Linked DNA regions of Homo sapiens: region 1 is linked to region 2. Evidence: chromatin loops called from intact Hi-C (ENCODE). Cell type or tissue: Caco-2. All regions are shown on one strand. Links, peaks and the distances in the headings refer to the core of each region. The heading gives the core; the rest is flanking DNA. Region 1 has its middle 49 kb from the start of KLRG2. Region 2 holds the start of KLRG2 (killer cell lectin like receptor G2).

What was found. Peaks named below come from ENCODE experiments on the same cell type or tissue, not always from the same donor. Only the 100,000 strongest peaks of a DNase experiment are listed, where the experiment ranks them.
Region 1: it touches region 2 in a loop (2.2-fold over the local background); 7 of 110 quality-filtered maps call a loop at or near these places.

Annotation. Positions count from the first base shown.
Region 1 is chr7:139,430,133-139,438,457 of GRCh38, forward strand. It overlaps a transcript of KLRG2 not described here. Among named protein-coding and RNA genes, the nearest start is that of KLRG2, 49 kb to the right of the region's middle. In Caco-2, for the core only: a CTCF peak has its summit at 4,631 (motif pointing right); DNase peaks (open chromatin) are centred at 1,109 and 3,869.
Region 2 is chr7:139,479,073-139,487,397 of GRCh38, forward strand. KLRG2 (killer cell lectin like receptor G2) reads right to left here and starts at 4,601. Exons shown (of 5, transcript NM_198508.4): 1 at 3,814-4,601; 2 at 1,074-1,175; 3 at 555-700. The coding sequence starts at 4,570. RefSeq lists enhancers at 246-746, 747-1,247, 3,761-3,840 and silencers at 3,971-4,250, 4,711-4,770. In Caco-2, for the core only: no CTCF peak of the experiment used is centred there; a DNase peak (open chromatin) is centred at 4,679; H3K4me3 peaks cover 1,583 bases; H3K27me3 peaks cover 193 bases.

The DNA.
Region 1 (8,325 bases), core at 38-8,037, 49 kb before region 2:
TGGCTAATGCTTGTAATCCCAGCACTTTGGGAGGCTGAGGCAGGCAGATCACCTGAGGTCGGGAGTTCGAGACTGGCCTGACCAACATGGAGAAACCCCATCTCTACTAAAAATACAAAATTAGCCAGGCGTGGTGGTGCATGCCTGTAATCCCAGGTACTTGGGAGGCTGAGGCAGGAGAATCACTTGAATCTGGGAGGCAGAGGTTGTGGTGAGCCGAGATTGAGCCATTGCACTCCAGCCTGGGCAACAAGAGCGAAACTCCATCTCAAAAAAAAAAAAGTTAAAACTATGAGATCCCATTACACATCCACTAGAATGATCAAAAGTAAAAAGACTGACAGCACCTAAGTATGAATGAAGATGTAGAGCAACCAGAACTCATTTGCTAGTGGTGTTGTAACATGGTACAGCTATTTTGGAAAACAGGCAGCTTCTTACAAATAAGCATATCCTTACCATATGACCCAGCAATCCTCCTACGTACCCAAGGGAAATGAAGACTTATGTCCAATCAAACACTTGTATTTGAACATTCATAGCAGCTGTATTCATAAGAGCGGAAATATCCATCAATTAGAAAGCAGATAAACAGGCCAGGTGTGGTGGCTCACCCCTCTAATCCCAGCACTTTGGGAGGCCGAGGCAGGCAGATCACTTGAGGTCAGCAGTTCGAAACCAGCCTGGCCAACATGGTGAAACCCTGTCTCTACTAAAAATACAAAAATTAGCTAGGCATGGTGGCAGGTGCCTATAATCCCAGCTACTTGGGAGGCTGAGGCAGAAGAATCACTTGAACCGGGGAGGGGGAGGTTGCAGCAGTGAGCCGAGATTGCACCATTGCACTCCAGCCTGGGTGACAGAGTGAGACCCTGTCTCAGAAAAAAAAAAAAAAAAAGGTTAAATTGTGATACATCTCTATAAAGGAAGGGATTACTGACACAAGCAGCAACATGAATACCTTTAAAACATGCTGAGCTAATAAATCAAAAGCTGAGCTAAAGGAATGAGACACAAAAGAGTACACATACTGTACAATCAATTCTCTATGTGAAATCCTAGAACAGGCAAAACTGGTTTCTAGGGACAGAAAGCAGGTTTGCCTGGGGCCGGACCTCAGGGAGGACCAAGGATTAATGGCAGAGAGGGAACTTTCTAGCGTGTTGGAAATCTTCCATATTTTGATTGGCAGTAGTTACATGGGTGCCTACATTTGTCAAAAGGCAGTCTTAAAATAGATACACTTTCTTCATTATGCCTCAGTAAATCTGATTGAAAATATATACACTTTTTTTTTTTTCCTGTTGGCAGTATGGACTCTTTTAGGCAGGGTAGCTCAAAATGTGGCTTCTGGACCACCAACCAGCATCAGAATTACCAGGAAAATTGGGAAAGACCTTGTTTGGGGACCCCCATCCCATGCCTGACCTACTGAAAAACCAAATATCCAGAGCTGCTCTTCTGTGGCCTGCGATCCGCTAGGCCAGCCTGAGTCAGAGCCCGGCCTCAAAAGCTCCACTACATAAGCTGGGGCTGGTGGTAATGTTGAGTGTCAGTTTCAAACAATAGCAGCTGGCAGTGCCTGGTGGGAAGAGACTAGAAGAAGTAGAGGAATTCCATGCAGACCAACCTACTGTGTAGCTCTTCTCTTCAAACTTCTGCTTGTAGAAAGCAAAGGTATGCTCTAAAGTAGAGGTTGAAACTCATGAGAATTTACCTTGGTGAAAGAAAGGGTTAGAAGCTATTTTTAAAAAGCAGTTGCAGGAAGCATTTCTGAAGTCAGAACTTCTCAACCCAGGCTGTACACCAGACTCTTGTGGACCTTTTAAAACATCTAATTTCTATTTTTATCAAAGGAGACATGAATATGGTGTTTTTTAAAAAGGTGGAGATGGTTTTAAGTTTGTAAATGTATGTTTTAAAAAAAAAAAAGTCAGTCCTGACCAGGCACGGTGCCTCACGCTTGTAATTCCAGCACTTTGAGAGGCTAAGGCAGGAGGATTGCTTGAGCCCAGGAGTTCAAGCCCAACACAGGCAACAAAGGGAGATCCTGTCTCTACAAAATATTTAAAATCTAGCCAGGCACAGTGGCCTGTGCCCGTACTCCCAGCTGCTTGGGAGGCTGAGGCGGGAGGATCACTGGCGCCCAGGATGAGACTGCAGTGAGCTGTGATCACACCACTGCACTCCAGCCCAGTCAACAGAGAGGGACTCTGTCTTTGAAAAAAGAAAAAGAAAAAAAAAAGTCTGCCTACAGCCTAGTCTCGCTGTAAACTGATTCCTCTTTGGAGGGAGACATTTACAGAGTTTAAATTATATGCAGGCGAAATACACAATCTTGAGAGTACAGCTTGATGGGTTTTTATATATGTATGGTCATTCCTCGGTATCTATGGGGGATTGATTGCAGGACCCCCCCCCCCCAATATTTTTTTTTGAGACGGAATCTAACTGTTCCTCAGGTCTGAGTGCAGTGGTGTGATCTCGGTTCAGTGCAGCCTCCGCCTCTGCTTCCTGGGTTCAAGCGCCACATCTGAGGGTGCACAAGTCTCTCATACAAAATGGTGTGGCATTTGCACATAACCTATGCATATCATCTCTGTATACTTTAAGTCACCTCTACATTGCTTATAACACCTGATACAATGTAAATGCTACGTAAACAGTTGTTACATTGTTTGTATATCATTTGTATTTTTTTAAATGATTTTCTCCCAAATATTTTAAACCCAAGGTTGGTTGAATTCACCGACGCAGAATCCATGGATAGGGAGGGCCAACACCCAACTCCCACCCAGATCAAGATACGGACCATTTCCAGCACCCTAGAAAGTTCCCTGATGGTCCTTCCAAGCTAATAGTCCCCGCTTCTCAAGATAATCACTATTCTGACTTCGGACACCACTGGTTAGAACCACTTTAGGTGCTTTCTGTGGTTCCTCCTTGTATTTGTTTTCATAGTTCTAAATAATGTTTATACTGCTGTTTCTTGGCTTGCCAACTTGGGACAATGGTAGCTTTCTCGAATAGCAGACCAGACTTTCACTCAGTCTCCATCCTCACCAAGTAAAACAAAAATGTTCCAGATTTCCAGGCCCCGGGATCACTCCTACCACTACCTTGGCTTACTCAGATTGAATCCTGCACCTGGGAGGAGTCTGAGTACCTGTGGTGTGTGGTTTTTTTTTTGTTTGTTTGTTTGTTTGTTTTTTTGGAGATGTAATTTCTTGTTGCACAGGCTGGAGTACAATGGCACAATCTTGGCTCACCACAACCTCCACTTCCCGAGTTCAAGCGATTCTCCTGCCTCAGTCTCCCGAGTAGCTGGCATTACAGGCATGTGCCACCACACCCGGCTAATTTTGTATTTTTTAGTAGAGACGGGGTTTCTCCATGTTGGTCAGGCTGGTCTCGAACTCCCAACCTCAGGTGATCAGCCTGCCTTGGCCTCCCAAAGTGCTGGGATTACAGGCGTGAACCACTGCGCCCGGCCTTTTTTTTTTTTTTTTTTTGAGATGGAGTCTTGCTCTGTCACCCAGGCTGGAGTGCAGTGGCACATTCTCGCCTCACTGCCGAGAATGCAACCTCCACCTCCGGGGTTCAAGTTATTCTTCTGCCTCAGCCTCCTGAATAGCCGGGATTACAGGTGCCTGCAACTACACCAGGCTAATTTTTGTATTTTTAGTAGAGACAGGGTTTCAACCATGTTGGCCAGGCTGGTCTCGAACTCCTGACCTCAAGTGATCCCCCGCCTCGGCCTCCCAAAGTGCTGGGAGCACTTCAGTGTGAGCCACCGCGCCCAGCATCACGCCCAGCATCACGTGCGTTTTTTAACCTCACAGGCGATTCCAGCCAGCACCTGTCCCTGGGGAGCCCTGAGCCTGTGGTACTTGGCCCTGAGGCTGGGAGGAGCTGAAAGGCTCCTGATGTCCCAGACACAGGATGTTTGCTGTGAGGAGCTTGGAAGTTAAAATAGAGTATGTTCTCAGACTGCCAGGTTAATTTGCAGTTGGAATAAGAAGCAAGCCGTGAGAATCACTAAAGTGTTTCTAAGATTTTTATTGCTTGTCAAGTACATCCTTTAGGGCTCCGCGTCTAAATATTTAAGATTCCAGCTTTGCTCTTATCAGAGCTCAAATGTGGCCACAGTTCTCCCACCCTTTGCCTGGTCATAATTCAGAACCAACTTATCACCATGGTTTGTTCTCATTCTCCTTCTCTTACTCCCAACCAGTGACACCCGGGCTTCTGCTTACAGCTGGAGGCACTGGCCACCTACCTTCCTTCCTTGGCTGGGAGCATCAACAGCCAAGCCCCTTTACACGGCAGTCATCTTGATGAGTTGCTGGGGCCAAAGCCTGCCCTCCCTCCCTCTGTAAGCAGTATGGATTCCTTGTGGCCTTCTGAGCCTTCTCCTTGCTACTCAAGAGTTTCCAAATCAAAAGACTTGCAGCCTGTTCCTGTTTTTTAAAAGTATTTATAAAAGCTGAATGTCAATTTTCTACTTAGAGTTATAAATAGAAGCAGATGCTCTGGTTTGTTGATCAGCACGCTGTGTTCTTACAGGGGAAGTCAAAGAATCCGAAGTGTGCTTGGAGCATAGAACTAGCGCAAGAGGGCGCTAGTGAGGCGGTGCGGCGCGGGCGGCCAGGAGCTAGGGTTTGAAAACAGACTTCGGTTTGAGCCCTGAATCTGCCACTTAGAAGCTGTGTGCCCTTGGGAAGCGATAATAATACATTTACCAAAGTCAGACTAGATAACCCCAGCACTGAGGAGTTATCCACATCATCTCTTCGTCCTTCACAACAATAAATCTATAAGCTAGAAGTTACCATCTCCAGACTTACAGATGAGATTGCTGAGGCTTAAAAAAGTCAAAAAGGTACTCAAGGTATCATGATAGGGCCTGGGGGAGTTGAATGTAGTTTAGATTAACCCCAGGACCTACTACTTTATTTTTATTGCGTTTATTCAAAGGCAAAACCTGTAAGAGATGCCTAAAAATGATAATGGCTACCTTTCTTAAAAAAACTTTATTGAGATTTAATTTTCCCACAATAAAATTCACCAATTTCGGCTGGGCGCAGTGGCTCACGCCTGTAATCCCAGCACTTTGGGAGGCCGAGGGGAGTGGATCACTTGAGGTCAGGAGTTCGAGACCAGCCTGGCCAACATGGTGAAGCCCCATCTCTACCAAAAACACAAAAAATTAGCCGGCATGGTGGCAGGCACCTGTAATCCCAGCTATTCGGGAGGGTGAGGCAGGAGAATCGCTTGAACCCTGAAGGTAGAGGTTGCAGTGAGCCAAGATTGTGCCACTGCACTCCAGCCTGGGTGACAGAGCGAGACTCCGTCTCAAAAAAAAATCACCAATTTTAAGCATACAGTAAGTTGACAAATGTATCCCACCACTGCAATCATGATATAGAATAGTTCCATCTCCCCACAAATTCTCTCCTGGCCTCTCCCAATCCTCTCCTCAAACCTCTGGCCCCGGCAACCACTGATCTCTCTAGCATGAGCTTTATCTTCTCTAGAACTTTATATAAATGGAGTTATTGGCATACAGACTTTCATGCCGACTTCCTTCCCTTAACACGATGCTGCTGAGACTCACCCGTGCTGTGTGCATCAGCACATCCCACCTTTTCACATTGAGTAGAATCCATTGTAAGGGTGCCCCGCCGCTTACCCACTTAAAGTCATGTGTTTATTTGCTTTTTGTGTATCTTTTTGGTGAAGTGTCTATTCAGATCTTATATAGGGCCTGTAATTTTTTTTTTTTTTGAGATAGGGTCTTGCTCTGTCACCCAGGCTGGAGTGCAATGGCACAATCTTGGCTCATTGCAACCTCCACCTCCCATGTTCAAGTGATTCTCCTGTCTCAGCCTCCCAAGTAGCTGGGATTACAGGTATGCACCACCATACCCGGCTAATTTGTGTATTTTTTAGTAGAGACAGGGTTTCACCATGTTGGCCAGGCTGGTCTCGAACTCCTGACCTCGAGTGATCTGCCCACCTCAGGCTCCCAAAGTGGTGGGATTACAAGCATGAGCCATTGTGCCTGGCCGGGTCTGTACTCTTAACCCGCACACTCTACCTGCGCATTTTTTTCCTCGAGTCTCATCTATTAAATGGAAATAAAAACGCAAGCATGGAAGAAGACTGCTGCTGTTCCGTCTGCCCTTCCCCCACTGTCTAGGGAACCCCCCCCTTCACACCTCTGCAGTCACACGAATGTTTTAGTCAATGTGGACGTTTCCACACTGGTAACAGTGACAGCTTAGTGGTCCAGAGGCGGGTGCCTGAGCCTGTTTAAAACAATCCCAGTCCTTCCTTGGGACTAGTTTCTAGCTTGGACTGGCTGTTCTCTTGAACTGAGGATGTCACGGAAGTTGACAGCTGTTAGTGGCCATGTGCCGCCATGATAAAGCTGGCCACCGCAGAAGCAAGTGACCCAGGCACAGGAAGAGGGGTCGAGGCAGGACATGAGGAGCCCGGCTCCAGCCAGTCCCAAGCCCAGTTGTATCCCTACTCTTGGCCTCTCTAAGGCCCTCCTGAGTCTTCTAATCATTTCTCTTTCTTGCGTAGGCAGCTTGGAATTGGGTTTTTGTTACTAAAAGCCAAACTAACCCACTAATGTACTGGGTCATTGTGGAAATTCCATGCGCTCTATATGTAAACTGTTCACACACACTACCTGGGGCATGGCAGAGTCACCACAGATGTTGGCTACGACACTGCCAGGTGGCCAGTCCCAGCTAGAATGGCCAGGCACTGGGTCCTGCTGCCCTCACTTCACTCGGTGTCCTTGGATCCTCACAGCCTCACCCGGACTGTGTGTGCAAGGACCTTACGGGTTTGAGGTGAGGCCGGAGCTTGACAGGGGACGAAGAACAACTTAACACCCTGTGAAGTGGGAAATGCCATCTGTGAGAAAGACGCCACTGTGCAGAACTGACAGACCCAGCCTCTAGACTCTTCCTACAGATATTCAAGAAATGAATGATTTGGCCAGGCGCAGTGGCTCATGCCTGTAATCCTAGCCCTTTGGGAGGCCGAGGCAGGTGGATCAGCTGAGGTCAGGAGTTCAAGACCAGCCTGGCCAACATGGCGAAACCCATCTTTACTAAAATACAAAAATTAGCCAGGCATGATGGCGGGTGCCTGTAGTCCCAGCTACTCGGGAGGCTGAGATGGGAGAATCGCTTGAACCCAGGAGACGGTGGTTGCAGTAAGCCAAGATTACACTACTGCACTCCAGCCCGGGCAGCTGAGGGAGACTCCATCTCCAAAAAAAAAAAAAAAAAAAAAAAAAAATTCATCATTAGTTTGTTTGTTTGAGACAGAGTCTCGCTCTGTTGCCCAGGCTGGAATGCAGTGGCATGATCTCAGCTTACTACAACCACTGTCTCCCAGGTTCAAGCAATTCTCATGCCTCAGCTTCCTGAGTAGCTGGAATTACAGGCATGTACCACCACACATGGCTAATTTTTTGTATTTTCAGTACAGATGGGGTTTTGCCACATTGGCCATGCTGGTCTCCAACTCCTGACCTCAGGTGATCCACCTGCCTCAGCCTCCCAAAGTGCTGGGATTACAGGCGTGAGCCACCGCACCCGGCCATCATTAGTCATTTTTCTACGAGTTATTAGGCATAAATTGTGAAACATTCACAGGAGGGATTGTGTGTTTGAGATCATCTCTGGTCCAGTTCTTTGCCTCTCCCTGCATCCATGCCCTTTGCCACCTGAGCCTGCAGCTTCATCTACTTCAGGACTGGCTGGACTCCCCCACCCCTGCCCACTGAGTTTGGCTGTTTCTGTGGCTCCAGCTAGTGGCCTGTTGGGGAAAGAATGGTGTGTCAGTTCTGACCTAGGCCTCAAAAGGCCTGCGTGTTTCTTTTGGCTCTCTTGCCATTGTCATAAGACTATGTCTGCCTATCCCAGTAGCTGGAGGACAATGAAGGACACACGGAACAGGGCTGCTCCAGCCAAGGCCGGGCTAGAGAAGGCCACCCAAGCCAACTTGCAGATGTAGGGGAGCCCAGCTGAGATTGGTGGAGCCGGCCAAACAAACGTGTATTGTTCAGAAATGCAGTTTTATTTATTTTTGAGATGGAGGTGTCTCACTTTGTCACCCAGACTAGAGTGCAGTGGTGTGATTGTAGCTCACTACAGCCTTGAACTCCTGGGCTCAAGTGATCCTCCCACCTGAGTAACTGGGACCACAGACATGTGCCACCATTCCTGGCTATTTTCCTTGGTATATACAGGGTCTTGCTTTGTTGCTCAGGCTGGTCTAGAACTCCTGGGTCCAAGAGAT
Region 2 (8,325 bases), core at 204-8,203:
TTTTTATTTTTATTTATTTATTTATTTTGAGACGGAGCCTTGCTCTGTTGCCCAGGCTGGAGTGCAGTGGAGTGATCTCGGCTCACTGCAACCTCTGCCTCCCAGGTTCAAGCAATTCTCCTGCCTCAGCCTCCTAAATAGCTGGGATTACAGGCGCCCGCCACCATGTCCGGCTAATTTTTGTATTTTTGGTAGAGACAGGGTTTCACTGTGTTGGTCAGACTGGTCTAGAACTCCTGACCTTGTGATCCGCCTGCCTTGGCCTCCCAGAGTGCTGGGATTACAGGTGTGAGCCACTGTGCCTGGCCAAAAAAAAATTTTTTTTAAAGCTGGGCATGGTGGCACATGCCTGTAGCTACCCAAAAGGCTGAGGCAGGAGGATTGCCTGAGCACAGGAGTTAGAGGCTGCACGAAGTTATGGTCATGCTACTCCTCTACACCTTGGTGATTTCTATAATGAAGAGCTGGACTCAATCATTAAGCTTCTTTCCAGTGCTAGGATTCTGTGGTCTAGAAAGATCTGTACCCCCTTAGATTGGACACCCCCTTCTCACCTGGGTGTGGCTTAGCAGGGGGAGGGTAGCGTGGTAGGCTGAGCAGAAAGCCTGGCTGGCTTCCCAGGCCTGCGCTTCTGCAGAGAAGTAGTAACAGTGCTCCTCGGACAACACCCAGCCTGGGGGGCACTGCTGGCATCTGGCTCCTGCAAGCACAGAGACTGCTGGTGAGCTGCAGGGTAAGCTGCATTAAATAAACAAAGCCTGGCTGCTGCCTCAAATGAAGGGGCATGGAACTGGCAAACCTCAAGGTGGGCAGGGCCCCAGGGAGCTTTTATAGTCTGTGCAGTGCACAAAGTCCCCGGGGTGGCAGCTGGCATCTGATTGCTTATCAGGGCACAAGCTGTATCCAGTGGGAGGAAGGCACCCATTTTCCTTAACTTTGCTCATCAAGCACCATGTCTTCGTGTTGCATCTCCCAGTGTCTCTTTCTAATTCTAAGGTGTTTTAAGGGCTGGAAACACAGCCCCAGTAGTGGAGCGGCAGGGAGAGGGGATGGGGACTGCAGGGACACCATACCTGCTCTTGAGGCCAGGACCACAATGACAACCCCAGAGACTGCCAGGAGCACAGCCATGAACGCCAGGGCCCAGTACAGGGACTTCACGTACATGGGTAGCCCTGGGACGGGGGCAAACAGGATAATCAGATTAGTGGAGACCATCCCAACCAACCCAACTCAGAACCACAGACACAGCACACCAGCATCTCACCCACCTCACCCCAGCACCCACCCCCTCAGCCTGGGATGCCAACATAAACCACAACGTTTAAGTTCCAACTTTATATTCTGGAGAAAGAAGCCAGATATTCTTTTTTTTTTTTTTTTTTTTTTTGGAGACAGAGTCTTGCTTTGTCGCCCAGGTTGGAGTGCAGTGGTGCGATCTCGGCTCACTGCAACCTCTGCCTCCCGGGTTCAAGCAATTCTCCTGCCTCAACCTCCTGAGTAGCTGGGGTTACAGGTGCGTGCCACCATGCCCGGCTAATTTTTTGTATTTTTAGTAGAGACGGGGTTTCACCATGTTGGCCAGGTTGGTCTTGAACTCCTGACCTTGTGATCTGCCCACCTCGGCCTCCCAAAGTGCTGGGATTACAGGTGTGAGCCAACGCGTCTGGCCCTTTTTTTTTTTTTTTTTTGAGACTGAGTCTTTCTATCGCCCAGGCTGGAGTGCAGTGGCATGATCTCAGCTCACTGCAACCTCCACCTCCTGGGTTCAAGCAATTCTCATGCCTTAGCCTCCCAAGTAGCTGGGATTACAGGTGACTGCCACCATGCCTGGCTAATTTTCATATCTTTAGTAGAGATGGGGTTTGACGATGTTGGTCAGGCTGGTCTTGAACTCCTGACCCTAAGTGATCCGCCCGCCTTGGCCTCCCAAAGTGCTGGGATTACAGGCGTGAGCCACCGTGCCCAGCTTCAGGAGCCTTATATGTGGAAGAGGAAGACAGGTGGTGAGCATCAGAAGTGGCAGCAGGAGGACTCTACCAACAACGCTGGATTTTAATATAGAGAAGGGCTTGACCTAAGAAAAGCCCAGAAGCTAGCAAAGGCAAGAAAAGGGAGTCTCCCCTAGACCCCCAGAAAGGAATGCAGCCCCACTGAAAACTCGATTTTAGACCAGTGAGCCGGCATTATAGACTTCTGACTTAACGGAACTGTAAGATAATACATTTGTGTCACTTAAAGACACTAAGTTTGTGGTAATTTGTTACAACAGCAATAGAAAACTAATATTCCATCACACAGAAAATGTGCTCACATCAAACTCTGCAAAAGTTCCTGAGTGATCCAAGCCCCTGAACCCTAGCCCTGTCTAAGAACCTCTCAACTAGAGGCCCTGGGAATTTGGTGCCTGTCAGTGGGCTTGGCCTGCTTCTCAATCAGCCAAGCTTTTGCCAGTTTGCCTGCTGGGCGGGGCTCTGACCCCTCCTGGCCGTTGCTCCTTCCAGTCTCTCTACCTAGCAGGGATCCCTAGCACCCCCTACTCCTACTCACCTTTCAAGATGTGGCTTTCTGGCTGGCCCGGTGGTTCACACCTGTAATCCCAGCACTTTGGGAGGCTGAGGCGGCTGGATCACCTGAGGTCAGGAGTTCCAGACCAGCCTGGCCAACATGATGAAACCCCCTGTCTACCAAAAATACAAAAACTAGCCAGGCATGGTGGCCGGCGCCTGTAATCCCAGCTACTCGGGAGGAGGCTGAGGCAGGAGAATCGCTTGAATCCAGGAGGCGAAGGTTGCAGTGAGCCGAGATTGTGCCATTGCACTCCAGCCTGGGTGACAAGCGCAAAACTTATTTCTTAAAAAAAAAAGAAAGAAAAAAGAAAAAAAGAAAAAAATTGGCTATCTCTTGCCCCAAATTCACCAACTACTCCCTCCAGTCTCCTTATCCAGGACAGTCTGTATCTTTTGTGGGCTCTTTCTTCTGTGTCAAGCTCCCCCTCCCCCACACCACAAAATAACCAGCCGCACATACTACTGGCACATCTACCCTGTGGTCCCACTCACTATCTACTGAATGGATGAGTGTTTGGGGCTAAATGTTCCTCAGTGTGGTGGAAAGAAAGCAGCAGCCTGGACCTTCCAGAAAGTCCTTGGCAGTGCAGGGATGGGGGGATCTGGGCTGCCACCCCTGCCACCTGATCCTGAATGACTTCCCCTCATCTGGAGTTCCTTCCACTGCTACTTCTCAAAGGTGCTGCGCATGCTAAGAGGGAATTTGAAAGTTCGGGAGTGCGGGTAGGGGAGGATGAGAAGGGGAGTGGCTTTACTCTTTTTTTTTTGAGACGGAGTTTCTCTCTTGTTGCCCAGGCTGGAGTACAATGGCATGATCTCGGCCCACTGCAACCTCCGCTTCTCGGGTTCAAGCGACTCTCCTGTCTCAGCCTCCTGAGTAGCTGGGATTACAGGTGAATGCCACCATGCCAGGCTAATTTTTGTATTTTTAGTAGAGACGGGGTTTCATCATATTGGTCAGGCTGGTCTCGAACTCCTGACCTCAGGTGATCCGCCCGCCTCGGCTTCCCAAAGTGCTGGGATTACAGGCGTGAGACACGGCAACAATGTGAATTACAGTTACGTAGACAGGAATGTTATTGATTGTAAGCCCGAGAGGCCAGATCGGGTTGGGGATCGGGATGGCCAACTGGGTCCCTTAGTCGGTCAGCTGCCCAGCGGTCCAGGGCTGGGCGGGTGTGGGGGTTTCGGCTACGTCCACCCGACCTGGCGGCGTCGGCTGCCGGCGCAGGTGAGCACTCACCCGTAAGCGTTACGGCCCGGGGCAGCTTCTCGTCGCCGTCCAACCCCGCGCGGGGCAACAGCGCCGCATCCTCCTTCTCCAGCCCCAGCTCCTTGCAGCGGCAGCACGTGGGGGAGCCCGGGGAGCCGGCGCTTCCTTCCGCGGGGCTGGCCCGGCCCTCTGCGTCGCAGCCGCTCTCCGTCCGGGCTGCAGCCAGCGGCGAGCGGCGGCCCCACGTGCCGCCCTGGGATGGTGCGCGCAGCAGGAGCTGGTGCGCCGGGTCCGCGTGGCGGGAGAAGGCAGGGGACTCGGGCACCGGCACCTTGAGGAAGCGCGTGGAGGGCCTGGGCGATGGCGTGCTGCTGCCACCGGCCGCGCCCACGGGCTTCACGCGCACATCTACCTGCAGCTCCATGGGCGCCCAGGCGCTGGGCGCAGGCTCAGCCCCGGGCGCCTCGCCATTCCGGGGCAGCTTGACCAAGGCAGGGCCCGGTGACGGCGGCTCGGGGCAGACCCCGTAGCCCAGGCTGAGCGGCGGCACGCGCGGGGACCCGGGGCGAGGCGAAGGCGGCTTTTTCTTGCTCGAGGGCTCCAGGCCTGCGCCCGCCGCCTTCTCCACGGCCCCGGCCGGACTTGGGCTGCTTTCGGGACCTTCAGGTTGTCGCACCTTCGCGGGCACCTGCGGCTGCTCCAGCGTGGGGACCAGGCTTCCCACGGGCTCCATTGGGAGCTCTGCCCCGGCTTGGCCTCCGGGCGCAGCCTCCCAAGACTCCTCCATCCCGCGCGCCCCGCCACCCGGAGACGCTGAGGAGCGCACCTGGGCCCAGTGCAGAGGAGCTTCGCTCTCCTCCGTCCGGATTGGTCCAGCCGCGTCGCCGAAGTTGTCAGGCCACGCCCCTCCCCGAAGGACCCCGCTGTGATTGGCTGTGGCTGAGGTTCTGCTGCCCCGACCCCCTTCGGGACACAGCCCCGGCCTCCACCAGGCACTGGGAGGGAGCTGAGAACGGCAGCGGGGCCAGGCGAGGGTTGCAGGGTGGGCGGGAGCTCTCGGGAGAAAAGCAGAACACCAGCGGAGGCTTGTGGCAGGGAACCCGGAGCCCCGCCTGACCCTTCCCTCTTCTTTGTCTCTGACCTCACCCATTTTCCCCTCCAGCCCTATGCCGGGGTGTTGGTTTTGAGAGTTACAGTTTGGGCGGGGAAGGATTGGCCAAGCCTGTCTGGATCCTGGGACCTCAGAGAAATCAGAATCCAAAGGAATTGGGGCGACCTGTGGAAAAGTAGCCCAGTTGGTTGTCCTGACAATCCAGCAGGGTTTCGAAAGGACTCTCCATCATACTTGGGAGGACTCCCCCACTGAGTAACGCTAAGAGAAAAGAAACAGGGCGTGGATAAGCAATTCTTCTTTTTTTTTTTTTTTTTGAGACGGAGTCTTGCTCTGTCGCCAGGCTGGAGTGCAGTGGCCCGATCTCGGCTCACTGCAATCTCCGCCTCCCAGGTTCAAGCGATTCTCCTGCCTCAGCCTCGTGAGTAGCTGGGACTACAGGCACCCACCCCACCACGCCCGGCTAATTTTTGTATTTTTAGTAGAGACGGGGTTTCACCATGTTGGCCAGGATGGTCTCGATCTCCTGACCTCGTGATCTGCCCGCCTCGGCCTCCCAAAGTGCTGGGGTTACAGGCGTGAGCCACCGCGCCCCGCCTGGCCTCTGGTATTTTTAAGTGCCCCCAGGGTAGGGTTGGCAGATAAAATGCAGGCCACTCAGTTTAATTTGAATTTCAGTTAAACAAGGGATAGTTTTTAGCATAGTAGTCCTCCCTTATCCACTGGGATAGTTCCAAGACCTCCCAGTGAATGCCTGAAACTTTGGATAGCACCAAACCCTATATATACTGTTTTTTTCTATACAAGCGGTCTTCAAAAGGTTCATGGAAAATTCATACTATGAAAAAAACTATGCATGGATTTGAAAATTTTTTGGCACCAAAATAAATTTGTACTAACTTGTTATCACATGTCTCGACAAGATCTAGTTTGAGGCACTAAGAAGGATAAGACATCAGTTTGAAAAGAGCTCCTGTCAGAGCAACAAGGATTCTGCTAAATTTGAAGCAAGAATAATCATCACATTTATGGTGACATCATTGATATTTTTATGAAAAGCTCATGGGGACAATGCCCCCAAGAAACCAGCAGTTTGCAAATGGAAAACTCGTTTTAAGAAGGGATGAGGCCAGGCGTGGTGGCTCAGCCTGTAATCCCAGCACTTTGGGAGGCCGAGGCAGGTGGATCACTTGAGGTAAGGAGTTCGAGACCAGCCTGGCCAACATGCTGAAATCCTGTCTCTACTAAAAAAGCAAAAATTAAGCTGGGCGCGGCAGCTCACGCCTGTAATCCCAGCACTTTGGGAGGCCGAGGTGGGCGGATTGACTGAGCTCAAGAGTTCAAGACCAGCCTGGGCAACACAGTGAAACCCCGTCTCTACTAAAATACAAAAAATTAGCTGGCATGGTGGCATGCGCCTGTAGTCTCAGCTACTCGGGTGCCTGAAAATACAAAAAATTAGCCGGGCGTGGTAGTGGGTGCCTGTAATCCTAGCTACTCGGGAGGCTGAGGCAGGAGAATTGCTTGAACTCGGGAGGCAGAGTTTGCAGTGAGCCGAGATTGTGCCACTGTACTCCAGCCTGGGTGACAGAAGGAGACTCCATCTCAAAAAAAAAAAAAAAGAGAAGGGATGAGACAATGTTGAGGATAAAGCCCTCAGTGGCAGACCATCCACATCAATTTTTGAGTAAAATAATTAATCTTATTTGTGCCCTCATGAAGAGGACCAACGATTAACAGCACAAACAACAGCCAACACCAAAGACGTCTCAATTGGTTCAGCTTACACTTTTCTGACTGAAAAATTAAAGTTGAGCAAAGTTTCCACTCTATGGAAAACCATTGCGTCCAGATCAGCTGCAGCCAAGAGCAGAACTTTCAATGGAAATTTAAAACGAGTAGGATCAAGATCCTGAAGCATTTCTCTGAAGAGTTGTAACAGAAGATGGAACGTGGCTTTACCAGTAGGATCCTGAAGACAAAGCACAAAGCAATGGCTCCCAAGAGGTGGAAGTGGCCCAGTCACAGCAAAAGTGGACAGGTCAAGAGCAGAAGTCACAGCAACAGTTTTTTGGGATGCTCAAGGCATTTTGCTTGTTGGCTTTCTAGAGGGCAAAAGAGCAATAACATCTGCTTACTATGAGAGTGTTTTGAGAAAGCCAAAACTTTAGCAGAAAATCACCTGGGAAAGCTTCACCAAAGGGTCCTTCTCCACCACTACGAGGCTTCTGCTCATTCCTCATCAGTCAAGGGCATCACTCAACATGTTCAAGTTTTAAATGCCTCTTTGGGCCCAGTACCCTCCTCCTGCTAACACCCTCTCTATTCTTCCTTGTCGTGGCCAAACTTTTTTTTTTTTTTTGAAAGAGAGTCTTGTTCTGTCACCTAGGCTGGAGTGCAGTGGCGTGATCTCGGCTCACTACAACCATGGCCTCCTGGGTTCAAGCAATTCTCGTGCCTCAGCCTCCCAAGTAGCTGGGATTATAGGTGTGCACCATCACAACCGCTTAATTTTTGTATTTTTAGTAGAGACAGGGTCTTGAACTCCTGACCTCAGGTGATCTGCCCGCTTCAACCTCCCAAAGTGCTGGGATTACAGGCGTGAGCCACCACACCGGGCCATGACCAACCTTTTTTAACAAGGTAATTGCCCCCATCTGTCTGCCAAAATTTTCCTTGGCAAGGGTACAAGTCACCAAACCCAGCAAATGCTTTTTTTCCATTTTTGGAAAAAAAAGATATATATATATATATATGTTATATTTTATATATATTATAAGGATGGAGGAGTCTCGCTATGTTGCCCAGGCTAGTCTTGAACTCCTGGCCTTAAGCCATCTTCTCGCCTCGGCCTCCCAAAGTGCTGGGCTTACAGGTGTGAGTTACTGTGCCCGGCCTGCAGATGCTCTTCAGTGCTCGTTTTATCTCTCAGGTTTTGACATTATGATCATTTCTTCCTCCTCTCAAAAACCCACTCATCTGTGGCCTGTGGGCTTCCTGACACCACCTCTACCAGCTCTCCTTCTGCCTTCCTGGCTGTTCCTTTGAAAATTGCTGCAGAGCTTCTCACCCACCATACGTCAGTGACCTTCAAGCCCAGATCTTTCTCCTGAGCTTAGGTTCTTCTTTGCAGGAATTTGACACTAGATATGAGAGACCCAGAGCCGAGTGTTGTCAGAGCTCCTAGTAGGGCAGCTCCCTAGAGAGAAAGCCCAGAAACTCCTGCTCTGGGCCCCAGAGTTTGTCCGATCTCAGCCCTTCCTAAAGCTTGTTTGTTCAATTCTGTGGATTTCACGAGACCCTGAGTATCCTTCTCATACCTCCTCCACTTTTTGCCTTATCATTTAAGACTCTGGGTCAGGCATGGTGACTCACACCTGTAATCCCAGCACGTTGGGAGGCCAAGGCAGGAGGATCACTTGAGCCCAGGA